Linked DNA regions of Homo sapiens: all the other regions are linked to region 1. The links are chromatin contacts, found by Hi-C or POLR2A ChIA-PET in ENCODE. All regions are on one chromosome and are shown on one strand. Each heading gives the region's core, a stretch centred on a gene start or an enhancer-like site at or near the end of the contact. The rest is flanking DNA. Distances are from core to core; before and after follow the strand shown.

Evidence for each region. Hi-C counts contacts between places; a loop is a spot of excess contacts on that map. ChIA-PET counts read pairs that join two places held with the same protein, here RNA polymerase II (POLR2A).
Region 2: a map with no recorded cell type shows a loop between it and region 1 (2.2-fold over the local background). The contact joins two enhancer-like sites. A Hi-C loop is called at or near these places in 1 of 168 maps with a recorded cell type or tissue (A673) and 1 of 37 single-sample maps with no recorded cell type.
Region 3: a loop to region 1 is called in a map of mammary epithelial cell, with 2.5 times the contacts of the local background. The contact joins two enhancer-like sites. A Hi-C loop is called at or near these places in 1 of 168 maps with a recorded cell type or tissue (mammary epithelial cell). POLR2A ChIA-PET finds 5 or more read pairs at or near these places in 1 of 52 experiments (common myeloid progenitor, CD34-positive).
Region 4: a map of mammary epithelial cell shows a loop between it and region 1 (2.9-fold over the local background). The contact joins two enhancer-like sites. A Hi-C loop is called at or near these places in 1 of 168 maps with a recorded cell type or tissue (mammary epithelial cell). POLR2A ChIA-PET finds 5 or more read pairs at or near these places in 1 of 52 experiments (WTC11).

Annotation. Positions count from the first base shown.
Region 1 is chr20:11,115,107-11,120,433 of GRCh38, forward strand. No RefSeq gene overlaps it. Among named protein-coding and RNA genes, the nearest start is that of LINC02871, 91 kb to the left of the region's middle. Within about 2 kb of position 2,850, at least 2 of the 41 ENCODE cell types and tissues checked have a DNase peak (open chromatin) inside an H3K27ac peak, as active enhancers do; they include mammary epithelial cell, where a contact is called at or near this core.
Region 2 is chr20:11,540,501-11,545,827 of GRCh38, forward strand. No RefSeq gene overlaps it. Among named protein-coding and RNA genes, the nearest start is that of LINC00687, 330 kb to the right of the region's middle. Within about 2 kb of position 3,116, at least 4 of the 41 ENCODE cell types and tissues checked have a DNase peak (open chromatin) inside an H3K27ac peak, as active enhancers do.
Region 3 is chr20:10,736,524-10,741,850 of GRCh38, forward strand. No RefSeq gene overlaps it. Among named protein-coding and RNA genes, the nearest start is that of LINC01752, 14 kb to the right of the region's middle. Within about 2 kb of position 3,277, at least 3 of the 41 ENCODE cell types and tissues checked have a DNase peak (open chromatin) inside an H3K27ac peak, as active enhancers do.
Region 4 is chr20:11,453,586-11,458,912 of GRCh38, forward strand. No RefSeq gene overlaps it. Among named protein-coding and RNA genes, the nearest start is that of LINC00687, 410 kb to the right of the region's middle. Within about 2 kb of position 1,991, at least 8 of the 41 ENCODE cell types and tissues checked have a DNase peak (open chromatin) inside an H3K27ac peak, as active enhancers do; they include mammary epithelial cell, where a contact is called at or near this core.

The sequences.
Region 1 (5,327 bases), core at 1,600-4,099:
TCTTCGTCTTCCTACTCAATTATGAGCTCTTTGAGAAGAGAAACCGTGGCAAACTCATCTGCATATTCTCACAGCATCTAGCCTGTATATGGTACATAGTAATTGTTTCTTAATTATTTAATGCATGAAAGAGTGAATGTTTTCTCTCATCTACTTATGCTGAGGAATTGTTATATTATACTAAATGCTTTACATTGTCCCATTTATTCTCCTCCTTTAGCAATACCAACCAAGCATATGTGTGTGTTTAATATATGATTTATTTTTTATCATTCATATTTTTATTAGATCTATATATGTACACAGATGAAAACACTTAAAAATGGTAAATAAAGAAAAACACCAGTTTTTCACTCCTCAGTCTCACTGCCATTTTCAACTCTTTGAATGGTTTCTTCTGCTTTCTAAATTCTGTAGTTCTAAATAATATGTGTATGCTGAAGTTTATTCATCTAACAACTGTAGACATTATTACTTGGTTTGAAATTATACTTGGTAGATTAGTATTTAGCTCTGTTCAGCAGAGCGGACCACGAGAACAACTAACAGGGATTTGACTACACAGAACCAGTTGACTCTCAAAGGAATGGAGCCTGACTTGCCCTGTGTTAGCCCCTGACTCTGAACCACTCAGCTAACTGACCTCTTAGCTTCATCATCATGACCACTGGCCCAGAACTTGCGGTTTTCTATAGAATCCATCAGAGCACTTCATTTTTCTATCAAGCTTTCAATTGATGTCTGTATTAAAACATTGGCCTAAGATTAATTTCTTTTTTTTTTTTTGAGATGGAGTTTCTCTCTGTTGCCCAGACTGGAGTGCAGTGGAGTGATCTCAGCTCACTGCAACTTCCGCTTCCTAGGTTCAAGCGACTCTCCTGCCTCAGCCTTCCGAGTAGCTGAGATTACAGGCACGTGTCACCACACCCAGCAAATTTTTTTATTTTTAGTAGAGACAGGGTTTCTTCATGTTGGCCAGGGTGCTTGCATTTCTTTTTTTTTTTTATACTTTAAGTTTTAGGGTACATGTGCACAACATGCAGGTTTGTTACATATGTATACGTGTGCCATGTTGCTGTGCTGCACACATTAACTCGTCATTTAACATTAGGTATATCTCCTAATGCTATCCCTCCCCTCTCCTCCCACCCCACAACAGGCCCTGGTGTGTGATGTTCCCCTTCCTGTGTCCAAGTGTTCTCATTGTTCAATTCCCACCTATGAGTGAGAACATGCAGTGTTTGGTTTTTTGTCCTTGAGATAGTTTGCTGAGAATGATGGTTTCCAGCTTCATCCATGTCCCTACAAAGGACATGAACTCATCATTTTTTATGGCTGCATAGAATTCTATGGTGTATATGTGCCACATTTTCTTAATCCAGTCTATCATTGTTGGACATTTGGGTTGGTTCCATGTCTTTGCTATTGTGAATAGTGCCGCAATAAACATACGTGTGCATGTGTCTTTATAGCAGCATGATTTGTAATCCTTTGGGTATATACCCAGTAATGGGATGGCTGGGTCAAATGGTATTTCTAGTTCTAGATCCCTGAGGAATCGCCACACTGTCTTCCACAATGGTTGAACTAGTTTACAGTCCCACCAACAGTGTAAAAGTGTTCCTATTTCTCCACATCCTCTCCAGGACCTGTTGTTTCCTGACTTTTTAATGATCGCCATTCTAACTGGTGTGAGATGGTATCTCATTGTGGTTTTGATTTGCATTTCTCTGATGGTCAGTGATGATGAGCATTTTTTCATGTGTCTTTTGGCTGCATAAATGTCTTCTTTTGAGAAGTGTCTGTTCATATCTTTCACCAACTTGTTGATGGGGTTGTTTGTTTTTTTCTTGTAAATTTGTTTGAGTTCATTGTAGATTCTGGATATTAGCCCCTTGTCAGATGAGTAGATTGCAAAAATTTTCTCCCATTCTGTAGGTTGCCTATTCACTCTGATGGTAGTTTCTTTTGCCGTGCAGAAGCTCTTTAGTTTCATTAGATCCCATTTGTCAATTTTGGCTTTTGTTGCCATTGCTTTTGGTGTTTTAGACATGAAGTCCTTGCCCATGCCTATGTCCTGAATGATATTACCTAGGTTTTCTTCTAGGGTTTTTATGGTTTTAGCTCTAACATTTAAGTCTTTAATCCATCTTGAATTAATTTTTGTATAAGGTGTAAGGAAGGGATCCAGTTTCAGCTTTCCACATATGCCTTCTTAAATGCAATAATTAGCATTAAAACCTTGCAAACACTATAATAGTCACTATGTAACTCCATGCATTCACTGGTATGGAGTTTTGGAAAATTCCAGTGTTGTTCTTAGTTCAAACATACATGGAAATACAAAAAAAACTGTTGACATAAAGTCTGTAGAGCACAGTTCTTCTTTTGAAATTTCTCGGCAAAGCATTTCAGCAATATAATTATCAGGCACAATTAAACAGAAACTCCACAACAATGTAGTACATCTTCAAGAGAAGGCTTGTGAAGGTTAGTTTATACTCATCTTTCATCATTGAGGTACATCTTCATGCCTCAAGGAGAAATGGTGTCAAACATAACCTGTGTTTGTCCTAGACATGTTAATTTAGCCAGAAGAGGTCAATCAAAGGCTAAAAGATGTCCAAAAAGATTTCTCCTATATGTTGGCCAAGGATGCATGACAAAGATAGAGATAAGATAGAGAAAGCAACAGCATGCTTAGTCTAATCCTAGATAGTCTGTGCTTAAGCAAAACCAAACAAGTTTTAATTGTTAACACACAGAGCCAGGTAATGCTTCATATCACCATGTGAACAGATTATTAACAGTGGGGTTGTCATCAGCAGCATCATTGTTGTGTCTGAGCCATGTATGTGAAGCCTGTGTGTGACTCAGAGTGATATCATCAGTGTGGGCCAGGGGGTACTGGCAAGGACAAAGGCTGAGTCCAGTAGGGGATCTGCCAAAGAAAGTTGGCTTTTGAGTCAACATGAATCTCTTCAGGATCTGAACTGGGAAAAGCCCGGAGTGTCTCCATGGCCAAAGCCAAACAAATCAATTTTTGAAGGCCCTGAGGTCTTTATTAAATAAGGGAACTTGGTATACAAATTTTGAAAGGGGGGAAAAAAGCAATGAAATAAAATAGTACTCCACCTTTCAACATATTTTCAGAAGTACATTGTTCAGTGAAGCAGTTTCTGGGCTTCTCCACTAGGTATGGTTTCAGAGTGTGATTTTTAAAATCTGGCATGTCTTTGTCTATTACTCTCTTTGTGGGCTGTTGAACTGAATAGAGGCAGACATTACTCAGAATGAGGATGGAGACTGTCTGTTTTCGAGTAACAAAACTTTATTTTAAATGTCTACTTTGCCCCCAATTTTTTTTTGTAATGATGCAGTAAAAAATTATAGGATGCTTATCAGCAGACTATAATGTATTACAGATCCAAAGAGAGATTCAGATCCCTCAAACACCTCTTAAAAAGATGGGCCAGAAGGTGCCTTACAAAAGAATGGGATGTAAACCATGAACTTACTTTTCAGATGCCCAAAACTGCCATGAAAAGTTCATTTCTTTCAAAATTAGTGCTTTTAAATGACTCAAAATCATTATTATTTCATTCAAAAAATCACATACTTAAAAAGCACTGTATTTTCACACTTATTTTCAGTTTATTGTATACAGACAAGAGCTCATGACTGGCCAATTTATCATTAATATCTTTATTTTTCATAGTACATATTTTTACAGAATGACATTCCTGCATTTAGCCAGAACAAAACAATTCAGTTAATTTTGAATATTACTCATGCTTACATGGAAAAGGATGAAAATATTCTACTGGAAAACAAGAGACAATTCATCTTACTTGCACCTGGAATCTTCTGTGAATCACAGAAAAATATTAACTTGACTCATATATAAGGATTTCCTCTCTATTAAATAAAACATGACTTATCTCTATACCTTTTCAGTCTTGTTAGAGAGTAAGAGAGTTTATTTTTTCCCAATGTCTTCCCTAAATGAAGTTTTAAAAATGTATTCTAATGTCCAGCATGACGTAATATTAAGTATTGAGTCATAAATCAAGACACCAGCGTTAGAGTTTCAACTTGGCCATGGATTTGTTTGTGGTTTTAGGTCTAATCACGTAATTTTTATAGGCATCAGTGTTTTCACCTTGAAGAATCTGCAGAGGACTGAATACGAATGTGTCTTAGGCTCCTCTTGGCATGAGCACCAGGTCAAAGCCTTTGGTGACACTTAGTATGATTTTTACCTTGGCCATCAGGAGTTTGTCCTGGACCTACCTCAGAAAGGTATTATGTAAGGAATATTGCATTCTTCTTCCTCAGAGTCAAACTGTTTTCAAATTCACTTGTAGCTGGGAATGAAGAGCTCACCCCATAAGGGCATATGTTTTCTATTTGGAAAACAGATCTGTGGAGGCCATTCTAATCAGTCTCATGTACCTTCCTTTGAACTTGAAGGCTCTGTAAACAAAACAATACCTCCAAACTATTCCAAACACCAGCATGAGCTGCCATCCTTGATAAGTTAGTGTGTGAATCTCCCTTTCCTTTTTGCTTTTATTGGAAGTGACATAGAGTATTTCTGCATTAAATTAAATCTGGCCCACATAGAGCTCTTTTACATGGAAAATGCGAGAACATGGGTTGTTGGCAGAAGTAAGGTAAATATAGAACCTCTGATGGCGTTTGGGTGCTATGAAGCTTATTCATCGCCACAGACCAGCAATGACAACATTGTTCACAAGTGGTAAGGTTGCAATAAAGTAGTGCAAGTCTTCCAAAAGATGTGGTATTAAAATTCATGCTAATTACTCTCCTGTCATTTTTCTACATGCCCACATATCTATCTAATTGTGCTAACTTTGATGGACTATTTCACTTCTTTTCATACCTCTTTTGGTTACTATTGAAAGAACTGGCTTATGAGTCTGGGTGGAGAAAGAGATGATGACAATCTTGAGTTTGAAATGTATTCTGGAGTCAAAAAAAGGGATTTGAATGAATTCTGAGCTCAGCTGAGTATAGTCAGTAGTTTAAGTGAAACTGTACTAACATAAATCTTGTGAATTAGCAGAACATGAAGACAAGTTAGCATTTTGTGGGGCTGCAGACTTATTGCCTCTGGCAGTGAAAATATGACTAGTTGCATTTTGTTCAGAACTTAGTAAACTATATAATGACATTACAAGTTGAAAAATAACTTGATTTTGAATTTACAGTTTTGAATCCATATGAGCTGTCTTCAAAACTGCTTACCTTACATTTCCCTCACACTGACATGTGATATTAATCCAATAAGGAATTAATGGGGA
Region 2 (5,327 bases), core at 1,866-4,365, 430 kb after region 1:
GAATACACATACAGTACTCAGCGTGAAACACCAAATGCACATTTGCTGGAGTTGAGAAATCAGGCTGGAATTTGTAGGACGTAGAACAATTGCTCTACAAACCCATGACCAAGATGACTGATCCTAAACACGTTCTCAAGAAGCCACAAGAGCCTTCCTTTCCTCTCCTGTGTCTTATCCCTTTCCTCCTCTTGCCCCCTTCCCCACTATGCAAAAAGACAAATAGTTATTTAGATCTCCCACAAAAGCCCAGGAAACTGGACAAAGGGTGACAGGCTTGGGGCAGGAAGGGGGAAGCCCCTGCCACAGAGTTGCAAATAGGTCTCTTTTTCTTGGGTTTGCATAGAAAGTCCTCTGAATGAGCTTGCTGTGGCCTGCCCCTTACCTTCTCATAGATTGTTAATATAGGCAGTAGGAAAAGTACACACAGAACGGTTTAGAGGGAGAAGGGAGGACTCTGGGAAATTTACTAAAAAATTAATGGATCTCCGTCTGGTGCAGTAAAGGCAATTCTTGATTGTTTGCACCAATGCAGTGAGCAGATTATCAAGGCACAGACAAGGTTTCCTTAGTCCGAAACATAGAGAACTCCGGAGGCCCTTATCAAAACCATTTCCCTCCTGGTTTAGCGACTGGTTATGGCTTTAACTGCATCATCTCCATCAGCAATGGCAGGCCAAGCTGCTGCTAGGAGCAAAAGCTAAGGCTGGTTTTCCTGCAAAGCAGAAATACTTGTCATTTCACAGGGGCCTGGTATCTGAGTCTCATTCAGCCATCTTGTTTCCTGTGAGGCCCAGGCTGTATGGACCTGGGCTTATTACTGGGCTTATTTGTGTTTTGGTTTGAGAATAGGATTGAGCGTGTGGTAATCAGATGATGCTCTCTGCAAACCGCCTGGGGCAGAGCAGCTAGAGTTCTGAGGGAAGCCTCCAGCTTCATCCTTCGGGAACTCCCCTTAAGTCCCGTAGCTCCCTCCCTGCTCCTACCTTTGGCCTGAGAATTCTCATGCTGCTCCTTAGAATTCTAAAGACTCATGATGTCTGGCACTCTGCTAGGCTGGACCTTCACTTTTGAGACGGATTCAAAGGTAAATTTTGTTTTGTTTTGTTTTGTTGATATGGAGTCTCACTCTGTCGCCCAGGCTGGAGTGCAGTGGCGCAATCTCGGCTCACCGCAAGCTCCGCCTCACCGCAAGCTCCGCCTCACCGCAAGCTCCGCCTCCCTGCAAGCTCCGCCTCACCGCAAGCTCCGCCTCCCGGGTTCACGCCATTCTGCTGCCTCAGCTTCCCGGATAGCTGGGACTACAGGTGCCCGCCACCACGCCCGGCTAACTTTTGTATTTTTAGTAGAGACGAGGTTTCACCTTGTTAGCCAGGAAGGTCTTGATTTCCTGACCTCGTGATCCGCCTGCCTCGGCCTCCCAAAGTGCTGGGATAAAGGCAAATGTTTTAACCAAAAGGAGTAACTCTGTAAGGGTTCCATGTGAGACACTGTGGTATCTTGTAGGTGGAAAAAACTTTATGATATGAGAAGAATAAGCTGCGAATTCTTCTTCTTTTCACATTACCAAAGATACATGTTTTCTCTCTTATTTTAATAAGTCTTATTTTAATAATAAAATTGTAATTGCAAGCCACCTCTAAAGTCTATACATGTCTTATTAGTCATTTTATTTATTTATTTTTTTAATGCTCAAGGGGTTGTTTTGATACAGACACGTGGGATACCAGAATGCCTTTATTTTGCAGAAGAACAAACTGAGGCTGGAAACAGAACTATGCAAAATGATGACTTAAAACATGAATACTTACATGTTTATACGTGTCTTTTTAATAGAAAATAAATAGCCATTAAAATCTAGGGGAAAATTACAGAGAAATTCAGAAATAAATGAACCAGAACATCACCCCCAGGTATTTCTGCTATGGAGTTATCGATGAATTTTCTCCCAGTCATATTGTCTATGAATTTGTTTTAATTTGTGGTGTTTTGCATTCATACTATTTGCACAATTTTGTATCTTTATGTTTTTAATGTTAAGAACATAAACACATCAATTACTTGTTTTCACAACAAAGTATTTCCATGAATGAACATGCCTTTGTATGCTAGACAGTTTCCTGGATTTTTAACCTTTAGATGTTTTCTGGTGTCACATTAATATAATACTGTGTCCAAAATCTTTTTACCTTTTTTGCTTTAAAAAAAAACTAGTTAAATTAGTCAACCAATGTTCTGAAGAATATTGTTAGATTCAAACTTTTAAAGTATGTTTGGAAGTTAGTTTTAGATGAGTTGCTTCGAAAATATCTACGTTTTTACCTTGCTTTAGTTTTTTTCCTTATGTAAGCATATCTAGTTTACATTTTCACAAACAGATATTAGAGGTGTGTTGTTTTATTAACTGTTTAAAAGTCTGTCCAGTATATTCAATGAAGACATCAATCAGAATAAAATTACAAGCTAAAAATAATTCTGAAACCTTTCTTTATAAAATGGTTATCATGTGTGTCATCTATGTTGTTGTGTTTGTAAATACCTATGCTAAGTGGATGGGCATAGCTCACCCAATAACTGAAAAGATTTTTTGTGGGGACACAAGGACCCTTCTTTTAGGTACAGAAACTGCAACAAGCTATATAGTGGAGCTAAACTTAGGCGTACAGCAGCCTTTCCAAGAATTTGTGGCACAAAGCAGACAGGAATATTCTACACACACACACACACACACACACACACACACACACACACACACACACACATTCCGCTTCCTGTCTCTGACTTTCTAACTTGACCTTACTTACTTGCAAACTTGGAAATACAGGCATTCTCTCTCTCTCTCTCTCATAGAGTCATGATTCTCAAACATTAAAATAGCTTAAAAATTAACATACCTTAATGTCATCTTAAAGAGTGAGGAAATATTTAGCGATCCTGTGAACAATTTTTATTTTCTGTAAACTTCCCCAATCCTCACATTTACCTTCCTAGGTAACTATGTGCTTGACTTATATATTTTTTCTGCATTCTTTGTAGCCCTTTCTTTCCCCCCATGGACAACTGTGTGTCCCAGCATTACAATACATGTGTGGACAAAGAAGCTTTCTGTCCAGAGAGAAATTAAACATTCCAGTGGCTTTTCTCACCAAGTCCTGACACAGAGTGACCCTTGGCATCTCATTTGTGGGCGAGCGTTGAAGATGGTGGAGAGATAACCTGAAGCAAATCTCAGCCTGTTGTTCAGGCTGCCTTGGGCAGTCCAGAGAAGAACAACATTTAGAACATTTATGACCTGTAAAATTTATCCTCTAGAGTTGAGCCCACAATTTTTGGCCAATAATTATATGTGAGAGTAAAATATAAGGGACATATCTTGGAAGCAGTATTGCTGAGTACTTCAGAAATGAATGACTATTTTAATCAACCTACCTACATTTGGGCGATTATCCAAACTATTTGGCTTTTTACTCCTCTCCCCTTCCAAACTTACCCTCCTAAAAAATGTTTGAGAGTTAATAAAATGATGTATTTAGAGCTCTTAAGCCCTAGTTCACCTTGTTTTTTTTTTTCTTAGTTACCTTCGTGATTACTTCTAATTCTGCCCTGAGGTGCAAACTTGATTCCATTCAAAGGAAAAGGAAACCAAAACAAACAACAAATAAAAAGTAACTGAGGAGTGTCTCCAAAAACTACTACTGAAAACCTAGTTTACCTACAGTTCAAATATGATCCACTCTCGCCATCTGCTGGCTGTATTTTTGATTTTTTAAAAGGGAAGTACTGGCACAGACACATGGGCTAACGTTATTGTGTTTTGATGTGTTGTGAATATGTGTGGGGAAGCTGGGCACTAAACCGTCCAACATTCAAATTCAGTATGTTTTTGAGCACCTATATTTAGCTGAGTCTCCCTAGTTTATAATTTGGTGGAGGGTTTTATACGTAGAGAATCATCACAGTCAAGACGAAGTAGAGACTGGGACCAACGGCTGCATCCGTCAGGGAGAACTTCTGTCAAAGAATAACGCACAGACACTGGGTCTCAGAAAGTGGCTGTCTCTGAGGACTCAGCGTGTTTCTTCTCTTTGATGAAACTAATGATGACTCAACTCCATGGATCTAATTGTCTCCCTCTAGAATTACCTTTTCTGAGTGTTCAGGGCTCCTTGATGGTTTTGGGTTTGTTTGTTTGTTTGTTTGTTTGTTTTTTGAGATGAAGTTTTGTTCTTGTTGCCCAGGCTGGAGTGCAATGACGCGATCTCGGCTCACTGCAACCTCTGCCTCCCGGTTTCAAGTGATTCTCCTGCCTCAGCCTCCCGACTAGCTGGGATTACAGGCGCAAGCCACCATGCCTGGCTAACTTTTGTATTTTTAGTTAAGACTGGGTTTCACCACGTTGGCCAGGCTGGTCTCGAACTCCTAACCTCAGGAGATCTGCCCACTTTGGTCTCCTAAAGTGCTGGGATTACAGGCGTGAGCAACCGAGCCCAGCCTACCCAGTGGTTTTTTCTTTAGACGGAGTCTTGCTCTTGTCACCCAGGCCAGAGTGCCGTGGCACAATCTTGGCCCACTGCAACCTCCACCTCCCCAGTTCAAGCGATTCTCCTGCCTCAACCTCCCAAGGAGCTGGGATTACAGGCTCTCGCCACCACCCCTGGCTAATTTTTTTGTATTTTTTTAGTAGAGACGGGGTTTTACCATGTTCGCCAATATTCTCCTCCTCCAAAAGGCGTGCCTCAGCTGACCCATCGAGGTTTCCCCGAATATAACATTAACCAACCTATTTGGAGTGTTTTACCCAAACACATGTATTTAAGCCACACAATAACCCTATGAGGTAGCCATTATTAATCGTGTTTTATAGATGAGGAAATTGAAATCCAAAGATATTGATGACAGAACTGCTAAGTGATAGAGTCAGCACAATGCCTGGATGGAAATTCACTTCCAGAACCACATCTTCACCACAAACATTGCTGTCAGGGCTCTCCAGGTAACCCTGTTTCTGTCCGTGCAGTGTGCAGCTAACAGAATTCCCTTATCTCAGCTGGGAAACAGGAGTGATGGAATCATTTCCCACTCCCAAGTCATCGCCACAAAACTTCTCCTTCAAAATTTGTCTCCGGAATCACTTGTTCAAAAAGCCCTTTGAATTTCTCTTTCTCTCTGAGTACTCAGAATATGCCTGTCCTATAAAATTTCATTTGGCGGCTTGTTTTCTTCGTGCCCCTCTAATATTCACCAAGATTATATTTATTTGACTTTACTCTCAGAGTGTACTTTGTGGGGGGGGGACAAAAGTGATTATTTTTCCTCTAATGCTGTCG
Region 3 (5,327 bases), core at 2,027-4,526, 380 kb before region 1:
CTCTGGTCTCTTATCTCCTGGGGAGGCTCTTGCAGCCCATTCAGAAATTCTAGAACAGTTGAGAAAGCAGACACCTCTCAGTATCTAGTGGGACTGAAGGAGAACAAAAGGGAAGACAGAAGTGGTAAGTGTAGTGATATCTAATGTTGCCTGGTCTTCGGCTAAATCTCCAGTACTGTTGTAAGCGTGATACCTGGACTGCATTTACTTGTTTAGTTAATTACTCCAGTGATTTAGAGCAGTAGGTGGGGCATGTGTGTGAACCCAGGAAGCTAAGAGGGTGGACAAGGGTTTGCAAGTGGATGGAAAAGGATGCTTTCAGTCTGAGTGGCTGGCTGACTAAGTGATTTGAGGTTCACAGTGGTGGCCCCCAAATTTCTGATTAGAAGGGCTCAGAAGCCTGCAGTTCAGTTGGAAAAGGTGTATGGAACCAGTTTTGAAGCTTCTTTGCTTGACACACAAATGGTTTTTGCATAGTGTGTATGTTTATTAGTAGGGGGATGTCTGTCGGTACTGTCGGTAGAGATTGTGGGGCTGGACTCCTGCTTATAAAGCTATTCCATGGTACTGCCGATTGGTCTTCAGCAGATCTTCTGCATACCAGGGGCAAAGTATCTGAAATTACATCAGACAAATGATAAAGTACATCAAATAAATGAAGACTAATTTATTAATGTTTTGCATTTGCTCTGCAGGTTTGCTTTTTCTTTCTTTCTTTCTTTTTGAGACGGAGTCTTGCTCTGTCGCCCAGGCTGAAGTGCAAGGTTTGCTTTTTCTAACTTTATTCTTTGAGGATTAATTTACATTCAGTGAAATGCACAGATCTGAAGTATACAGTTTGAGTTTTGACAAATATATACTCCCATGGATCCACCACCATAGTCAAGATTTAGAACATTTTCATCTCCCTAGAATGTCCCTTTCTGCCCCATTCTAGTCAATTCCTCCCCCTCCATCCACCCCAGGTAACCAATGTTCTGATTTTTATCACTAGAGATTAGTTTTACCTGATCTAGAATTTCATATAAATGGAGTCCAACAATATTCACTACTTTGAGTCTGGCTTCCCTCACTTAGTGTTATCTTCTTGAAGTTCATCCACATTGTTGTGTGTATCAAGAGTTTATTCCTTTTAACTACTGAATAGTATGCCACTGTATGATTATACCACACTTTAAACATCTAATCTTGCTGATGGACATTTGAGTTATTTCTTATTTTTGGCCATTGCAAATAAAACTGGTATGAAAGTTCATGTACAAGACTTTTGTTGGCAGATGCACTTATTTCTTTTGTGTAGATACCCAGTAGTGGAATTGCTGGGTCAGAGGGAAAGTGTATGTTTTATGTCATAAGAAACCACCAAGCAGTTTTCCAAGGCAGTTGTGCCATTTCACGCTCTTACTCAAGACTTTCTCTCAAACAATTAGCAGCACAGAAAGGCGGACTTTTGTACTACTTTCTCTCACCACCCCCATCTCCTTTTTGCCTTGTCAAACCAGTCAACTCTAGAAAACTTGAACATATGGCAGGACTCAATAATACACATTCAGATTATTTAGGCTCTCCATTTTCTCATTCATTCTGTGAAAAAAATCATTGTCACTAGACACAAAGAAATGAAAGGGTGGACTTCAAAATCCAGGGAGAAAGCAACAACTAACTTCGTACTTAATGGTGGCTATTAAATCACCTTCAGATCATGAAAAAAGCAAAAATATTTACTCTGGCCAATTCCATTAACATTGTACTATAGTTCATACCAGTGCCATAAGGCAAGAAAAAGAAAAACAGGCATAGAGATTGAAAAGAAGAATACAACTCTTTACTCACAAATGGCATTTTTATCTATGTAACAATCCTGAGAAATTGACACAAAAGCTTCTAGAACTAATATGTAAGTGTAGCAAGATTTCAGTACTCAAGGTTGATATACAAAATCAATAGTATTTGTGTATCCAACAGCAAACAATTGAAAATAAAATTAAAAATACCATTTAAAGTAGCGTCAAAAAGCATAACATACTTAAACTTATTTCTAACAAAATGTGCAAGACTTGTACACAAAAATACAAAACATTTCAGTCATGGAAGACCTAATAAATGGAAAACTATGCCACATGCATGGTTTAGAAAACTCAATATCATTAAGATGTCAGTTCTTCTCAAATTGCTCTCTAGCAGGAATTGGCAAATATTTTGTGTAAAGGGACAGACAATAAATATTTTAGGTTTTGTAGGCTATATGATATTAATTGTGGCTATTAAACCCTGCCTTTGCAATGCAAAAGTATAGATAATATGTAAATGAACAAGTGTGGCTGTGTCTCCATAAAACTTCATTTACAAAAACAGGTGGGGGGCTAGATTGTCCCTCTTCTATTGCACATAAACTGAAAAACAAGAGGTAAAACCAGAGGGACTCTAGGGTGGCTTCCAACTTTGTCTTTTTCTAATTGTGCTAGAGAAAGAGAGAATATAAGTTATACCTGCTTCTTTGGCTGCTAATTCTCTTGCCAACCTTATCTTCATATATAAAAGGTGAGTATTAAGTCTACTTGGTAGTGTTGACGGGGGGATTAAGTGAAATAATGTAAAAATCTGGGACGATGTCAGACTTGTTCAAAGATATTCACACTTCCCCTGCTCTCTGTTATATTTTCCCATTTGTTTTCAGAATTTAGCTTTAAGGTTTGGGAATCCAAATACTGTTTTCAATCAAGCAGCCAAGGCTTCAGATGACAAGCTTGTGTGTGTTTGGAAAACGTGGCCTCATGATGTGCACACCTAGGACTGGTGCAGCTGTCATACTGCCATTTCTTAGTGTAGGGTGCTGGGGTTTGAATTTTGATAATCCCTGTGGGACACCTCAGAAGGACTAGGCTTTATCTCCAAAGGGGTCACAGTGAGTAGAGTTTTGGCTTTATCTCCAAAGGGGTCACAGTGAGTAGAGTTTAGGATGCCATGGGGTTGCAGTCCAGAATCACCAGGCACCTAGTCCCATTTCTTTTTTAAGAAGACATGCTGCTTCTTGTAAACATTACACTCCAGCCTCCCGGCATAATCCCAAATAATGTCATTTCTGGGAAAAGTTGATAAGTGGTGAGAATTTAAGCCTTTTCATCTGTTGGGAATAAAAGTGGGTAGACATGCAGAAGTTTTCTTCTACCTTACATAGTTGCACCTCCTCGGCATTCACTTTCCTTTCACTTTCTGGAATTGAGCTGGCCAGAGATGAGGATCGGTATGCTGCTTCCTTCAGCCCTGCCCTGTGTGGCGTTTGTCTTGCAACTTTCCCATGCTTGTTTCAACAGGAAAAAAAGCAAAGAGATTGACATATAGCTACCCCGAGGCTAGATTGTCACCGAAATAGATTTCTCCAAATAAAAATAAGGGCCGTTTTTGCTTGCAAGGCCTTGCAATGAAACAGAGTTAATAAAAACTGCATGGGAAACTCACATTGCAGCTATAAAAATATTAAAAAATAGAATTCTTAGCTAAAGTCAGCAGTGATTGTTGGCTCGAGGTAGAAATTAGGGAGTAAAACATTCTGAAACACTCATTGAAAGTGAAGAGAGGGAAGAATTATTACCCTTTATCCATTTGGTTAACCCTTCAGAAGTAAAGCTAGAGTCACACTTGCTTAGCAAGTGATTAAGTACTGGGTTTTTAAGCGTAGGACAGACCATTTTCTCCTGTGGCTAACCTGTAACAAACAGAAAATAGGGCCACTTAAAAATTAGCACAAACATATATAAGAAACAAAGCTGCTCCAACAGGAAAACTTGGTAAGATCATTGACGAAAACGTCTACAGCTTCATTCGTTCTTCTCCTTCAGCCTCTGTCCCTGTGTGTGTATATCAGATGTCTCTGAGGTTAAAGCTTGTGTGTCCTCCTGGGCTGGAGTACAGGGACACCCTTCATCACTCTCCAGTCCCCAGTGCCCAGTGTCATCATCTGGAATATCTTCTGGAACCCTGGAGGGATGGTTTGTTTCTACAGCTCCCCACTAGCAGGGGTCTTTCCTCTAAGAATGGTGCTTCCAGGATCTCTCCAGGCTCAGTTTCAGGCGCCACTAGATCATCAGGGAATGGTGATTGATTATCTGAGAAATGTATCTATTTGCATTCAGGATTCACCAAGTCACTATTCTAATGGGAACTCACTAATTGGCTTCACTAATTCCCACTTAGAACTACAAGCATTAAAAGTCACAGTATCTAAGACAAGTGAGCTTTTAGCTCCTGGTTGCAATAGGGGAATTTATAAGAATATTTAGAAGTGATCCAGGTTCCTTTCTTTCCCTCTCCTTAAAGCACATAAACTCTGGTCATTTTCACAGGTTTTTGCTAATTAATACCACCACTGTGGAAATGGGGGCTGTTCTACAAACAAGCTGCAACAAATGGGATTTTTATTGCTGGTGGAAAAGTCTGGGGAATAATTAGCAGATCTATGGAGATCCCTTGACTCCGGGCATCTGCATGGTAATGGCCAACCCTGGAGATCACTCAGGGAAATGGGGTCGGACTTTCCACCTTAGGGCACATTTATATTGTCAGTTACAGCCTTCAAACTGCAGTGGGACAAATGTGGGAAAATATTTTGTGAAATACTAGACAAATGAACCTGGTGTTGACCAATCTCAACTAGGAAAACTGGCTCTGCTTTGCTAAGTGCTGTACAGCAGCCAAGACTCGCAAATGAAATATTTTGATATCTTGTTAAACTTGAGTCCCCAGAGGGAGGCACACACACATACACATGATGGACTCGGGTCCTCAAGGTGGAAGGCCAGAGAAGATTAGAGAAACGACTGGCTCGAGGGGGGAAGAGAGAACCGTGAGGTCATCTGGTCCAGAGGTTTGTACTCAAAGGATCCTTGGAGAGAATCCAGGGGGATTCTGTGAACTTGGATGGGAAAATAATTACATTTTTGTGTTCCCTAACGTCTAATTGAAATATACTCTTTCTTTCTATTTCAAATGAGGACAAAAAATCATAAGAACATCAGCTATACCCATGATATTGACACAGTGGAAATCAAAGATGTCTTTATATCATATTATAGTGTAGATATCTCAAGACATCATCTCTGCCCATCACTTCTGTGAAATTATGGTAGTTACTGAACCCACTGCTAGATCTTCTTCTTTAGTGTGCTACTAAAGAAAATACATATATTACTATATCACACATTTAAAACTATTTTGAGTACTGTGTTTTCTGTCATTAGGTTTTTGAGTAACTTTATATATTTTATCTACTTATGAGCAAAAAGCATTATTCTGAGAACAGGACATAGTCTTTATCACACTGCCAAGAG
Region 4 (5,327 bases), core at 741-3,240, 340 kb after region 1:
GGATGCTTGTTGAAGCATTATTTGCAATGATGAAATAAGATAACATTCTGAAGGTTCACCAATGGGGCAACAGGAAATGAATTGTGATGTGTCATTCCCTAGATCACTGTGTACCAGATAAGTGAACTCACTGATACATATAGAAAACCTGAAGTTGAATGAAAAAAGCAAGATGCAGTGCAATGAAAATAATATGGTATATGTAGATAACATTTTTAAATATAGGCACAAAATATTGTTATGCTTTCATCTCATACACACATACATAAATGTGTTATATATAATACATATTTATTTGTCAAAATATTTTTTAAAGTTTAAAAGAAAATATAGCAGACTCATCAAGGAGGTGAGAATGAAAATGGAATTTGGGATGAGGTCAAAGCGTTTTCAACTATATCTATAATATTGCATTTTTCTAAAAAAAAAATTTTTAAATTTTAAGTAATTAAGCCCCTAAGTAATTAAGCATGCAAGGTAAGGTACTACTAGGAAGTATGCATGTGAGGAACCAATGGGCCAGGGTGTTTTAGCCCTGACCTTGTACACATCCAGTCTGGCTTCATAGACACATGTTGCAGAATGGCAAGGAAATAGTTGGGATAGCAAAGGGTTCAGCAAGAGGTCAAATGGGACAAGGGAAATAAAGAGCAAGATGAAGACTCTGAAGAGGAATCCCCTACTTTCATAGATATTTCTAGAACCATTGTTGGCCCCAGTGACACAGTTTACCAATCTTCAGTTATAGCAATGCTGTTCCCTATGCATATGTACCTTAATCTTACAGATCATTTGTTTCAGGCATTTTTTACTTGATTAGTTTCCAATACATTGTTTAGATTTCTTTAGATTCGGAGAGAAGGCCCAAAACATAAAACAATTTATAATTAGAAGTCTGAAGCTATAAAAGTCACCTAACATTTGTGCATACTATTTTCAAAGATGTGGAATTGTGTTACATACTTAAAACAGCATCCTTCTAAGTGTATTACAATGATCTGCTTTACTCAAAGTCTACTGATCTCTCAAAGACTCCTTGATCTCTCAATATGTTTTATTTTATATAATTCAAAGAGAAAACAAAGGAGGATCCCTTGGTTACGTATCTTCTGGAAATATTGGGTTACAGCTAATCATCTTTCTGTATTGTCTGACTTCTCCAAATCTTTAATATTCCACAGTGGGCTGTGAATGCACAAGTGTGAAACATAGTATGCAATATTTCCCTAACCTATTTGCACAGAGAATTATTTGTTATTGGGGCTTTCCTCCCCACACCAGACTTTAGAAAATACAGACCTAGAATTTAACCAGTAGATCAAATGAAACTTTAGTTTTATGTTTAAAACAAAGTTGAAAAACACGCTTCTCTAATCACATGAGTGTTTTTCTCTTTGGATTGAGACTCCTCTGCCCAAATTTGTATATAGCTTAGTGTGTATAACAGGGGAGGGGAGGGATTTCAACTACTCCTTGGAGCTGTCAAGTACTGAATCCCACTGATTAGCAAGGAGTTTCTCTCAACGTCTGAACAGCTTCTTGCCCTGGAGTAATATGTCGCTGAGTCATAGGGAAACATTGCTTGGTAATAATTGATGTACAGCTAAATCTTCTAAGCACTTTTTAACTATACAAATGCTTCTTGCCCCCACGAACAATGAACAAGAGAAGAGGCTTCCTTTTAACTTTAAATTAACTAGCATTTCAAAGAGTTCCAGAACATCTTTCAAACTCACTTCTCTGAGGACATCTAAATAGGACCAGTGACTCCCTGAAGGCACCTTCTACCCCAGAGCTCTGTTTCCTTTAGATACTGAAGTACAATAAAGTTGCTTTATAGTCATAGAGGAAATAAACAGGCTGCTGTTCTCAAAGAATGCGAAGCCCTTACCTGTGCCTTGAAGATAGGAACGTTTATGAGTCCCAGGGGACAGGGACAGCCCCCGGATGTGAGTAGTTTCCAGAGAAACAAGTTGATCTGAAGTTTTTCCTGGAGAGTTGGAAAATCTGCCACATGTCATCCAGCGCTTATTTCTTTGGTGGGTTTTACACTTGGGTGTCATTCAGCAGTTTTATGAGAGCAAGACAATGGATAGAGAAGCCATAAAAAAAATTCTTCTAGTTCTTTAAGGTATGAGTCATCTTTACCATTGAAACCTTTGGTCACAGCCTGAATAGAAGAGGCAACATGCACTGCTTTTTTTTTTTTTTTTTTTTTTTTTGGTAGGGGTGGAGGGAGAAGAGTTTTCAAATGTGTTGCTTCCATTCAGGAGGGAAAGATTATTTAGGGATCTATTGATTTTTCATATGTGGTTTGATTGCATTTTCCCTCACTTGAGTTTCTGGATGTGCTCATAGATTGAACCTCAGTTATGTGGGAACTTTCAGTGTCAGTTTCTAAGAGTAAGAGGCACGGCAGCATTAATTTGACCTTCTCCATGATAAGGGATCCATTTTAGAAACAGTAATAATAGCTCACACTTGTTGAACACTTATTTGTTGTCAGGACCTGATATAAATGTTTCATATGTCTTTACTTATTTAATGTGCATAGCAGCTACAATGCAGTAGTTGTGGTAGATTGTGCAAAAGTGGCTGCAATTCTCCAACCTTCCCTGTATCTGCATCCCTTTGCAATGTAACTGCAACTCCTTGCATCAAGAGATGAAGTCAATATCCTCACCTTCTAAATCTGGGCTAACTCCCTCGTGGCTCTGTGATTAGAGGTGCTGGCTGACCTTGGGTGGCCCCAGATGGATGGCTCCTCTGGCTTCCTCCACATGGTCTCTTATCCTTCAGCTAACTAGCCCAGGCTTGCTCACCTGGCTGATGGACAGGGTCTAAGAGAAGAAAGACAAGGGCAAGGCCTTTTTGAGGTCTAGGTTCGGAAATGCCACAACAATACTTCTCCTACATGCTGTCAGACAAAGAAAGTCATAGTGGCCAACCCAGATTTGAGGGGTAAACAATAATCTACCTATTGATGGGAGTTGCCACAAAGTCACACTACAAAGGGCCTGAATACAGGAAGAGCCATTTTCCCCCATGGGTTTCAAATGACCATGAGAATCCACATTGCCATCATCTAGAACAGTAAAAAGTGAACTAATGATTAATACATTCAAACATCAGCTCTTCATTAAGTTGCTTCTGAAGTGGATACTGCACAATCTTGTAAATGATTATTCATGGTCTTTTCACATAAGTCACCCAATAGTTTGACATTGTCTTTCAATTTTCTCCTTTATATCATTAGTTCCTTTACTTTTAAGGCAGACTTGGACAAAATTCATTGTTTATTATATAATAAGTATAGTGAGTATACCACTCCAAAGAGGACTGGACAAAGCAAGAAGACAAAAACCTGATGCAGTGCTTTTCAACAAGAAGGTACATATTAGAATTACCTGGGGAATGTTCTCAAACTTCTTTCCCTACCTCCATTCTGAGGCATATGTTTATTTCCAGGGCAAGGAAGATGAAGACAAGCACTTGTGTTCAAACAAGCCCTTGGATAACTCTAATACGCATTTCCTTCACTTCTCCTCCTCAGTTAAGAATGTCTGCCTAACAATTTGATGGAGTTGTTTGAATACCTTTGATAAGGTGAAATTATTGTGGCAGTATAATTAGAACAATGTGTTTTCATACAAGCTCTTCTATGTTATAGCTAAGAAACCTTGAGAAAGTCACTGGTCTTCTGGGAGCCTCAGTTTCTTCATCTCTAAAATGGGGATCATAATAACTTGCCCATCTCAGAGGCTCAAATGAGATAATTAGGAGAAAAAAAGTGCTTTGCAAACTGTAAAACTCTAAAAAACTGAAAGGAATAGAAACGTTTAGTAACTTCCCTTAATTATGCCAAAGCCCTGCAAGTTAGTCTAGAGTATTCTGTATGAAATATTCTAAAAGTGAATCCTGCCATTTCCTGACAGGCGTCAGTCATTTATCTTTCCCATGATCTCTCTGAATGAGACTTTCCAAATCTAGTTAATTCCTATCTTTTAATATACACCACTGTAGTGTTGGAATGCTGCCGGAGATTTGGAAACGGGCTCAGAGATGAAGTTAAGAGGTCATTTTGCTGTTACTGTGCACTTACCACAAAAATGTGGCTTTGTGGTTATTCGACAAAAAGGTGTAATAATTACTTGCAGTGACTGTATAGAGGCATGTTTGAAAAACAGAATTTTAGAGGAAGGAAAGTCAATAACTTACATGTGTGCTGTGAGGAGGGAAATAGAACTAGAAATAGTTTGGAGACGGTTGCTTTTCATAGAGGAGTAGGATCAGACAGATGGGGGGCAAGTTGAAGAGTAAGCTCCCTGAAGGTTAACAGCTTCTCAGTTTTGTGGACACACACACACACACACATCTGAAATTTGATCCAGATTATAATATATGTGAAAAGCAAGTTGTGAGACAGTGTATATCCTTAGATTTCACAAGCCATAGGTAGAAGAGGCCACCACTGTGTTGGAACCCAATATTCTTTCTCAGCGGTGGGAGCAGGACCACCATGTGTACCATTCTATGGGAGCCATCTACACCACAGGCTGAGTGTCAGCCTTGGGTGGGAGAGACACTTATGTGTACATCATTTACACAAAACGATGGATAATTGCCACATTTCAAGTTACCTATTCCATTTGAAGTTGTGAAAGGTAAATGTTTTCACTTCTAAGAAAACTTTGCCCTTTTCTCTCATTTCAGAGGGAACAACACAGAGACTCAGAAAGGATAATCCACTGTCTCTGGTCCCACAGCAGTTGAACCCAGGTAGATAATCAGATCTGAATTGTTCTGTTTTTTTTGTCAACATGTTTCAGAAAGTTATGGTAGCCACCAACTGAGCTATTTCCTAATCCCCTTCTGCTAGAAGTGCCCCTATGTTTGCTCATTACGGTGTTGACGGTTATTTCACTTCTATACTTAGGGGGCCTTCGGGGATTCTACCGGCGACTTCTCAGAAGCCGTATTTATGCACTACCCAGAAGGAAAGGCCTGCAGTGTCTAAAATAGTTATAAAATGTCTGTGAGATTTGAGTGGGGTCTGCTTTTTTCTCCTTTCTTTTCTTTTTTACTCCCTCTGCCTTGTTTCATTTTATGACCACTCACTGGTAAACTGACGCTGGAACAGCAGGTTGAAATGCCTTTCAAGCGCTTTGATTGCCACCATGAAAACAAACTGCTTTTTGGCCTTGTGTAGACACGATGTCTGAGAATTATTATAGTCAGTCTTTGCTCATGATTCCATGAAACTCTCCAATTCTGCAGCAAGCCCCATATTGCAGCTTTTCCAATTCACAGCCCAGCATACATGCAAG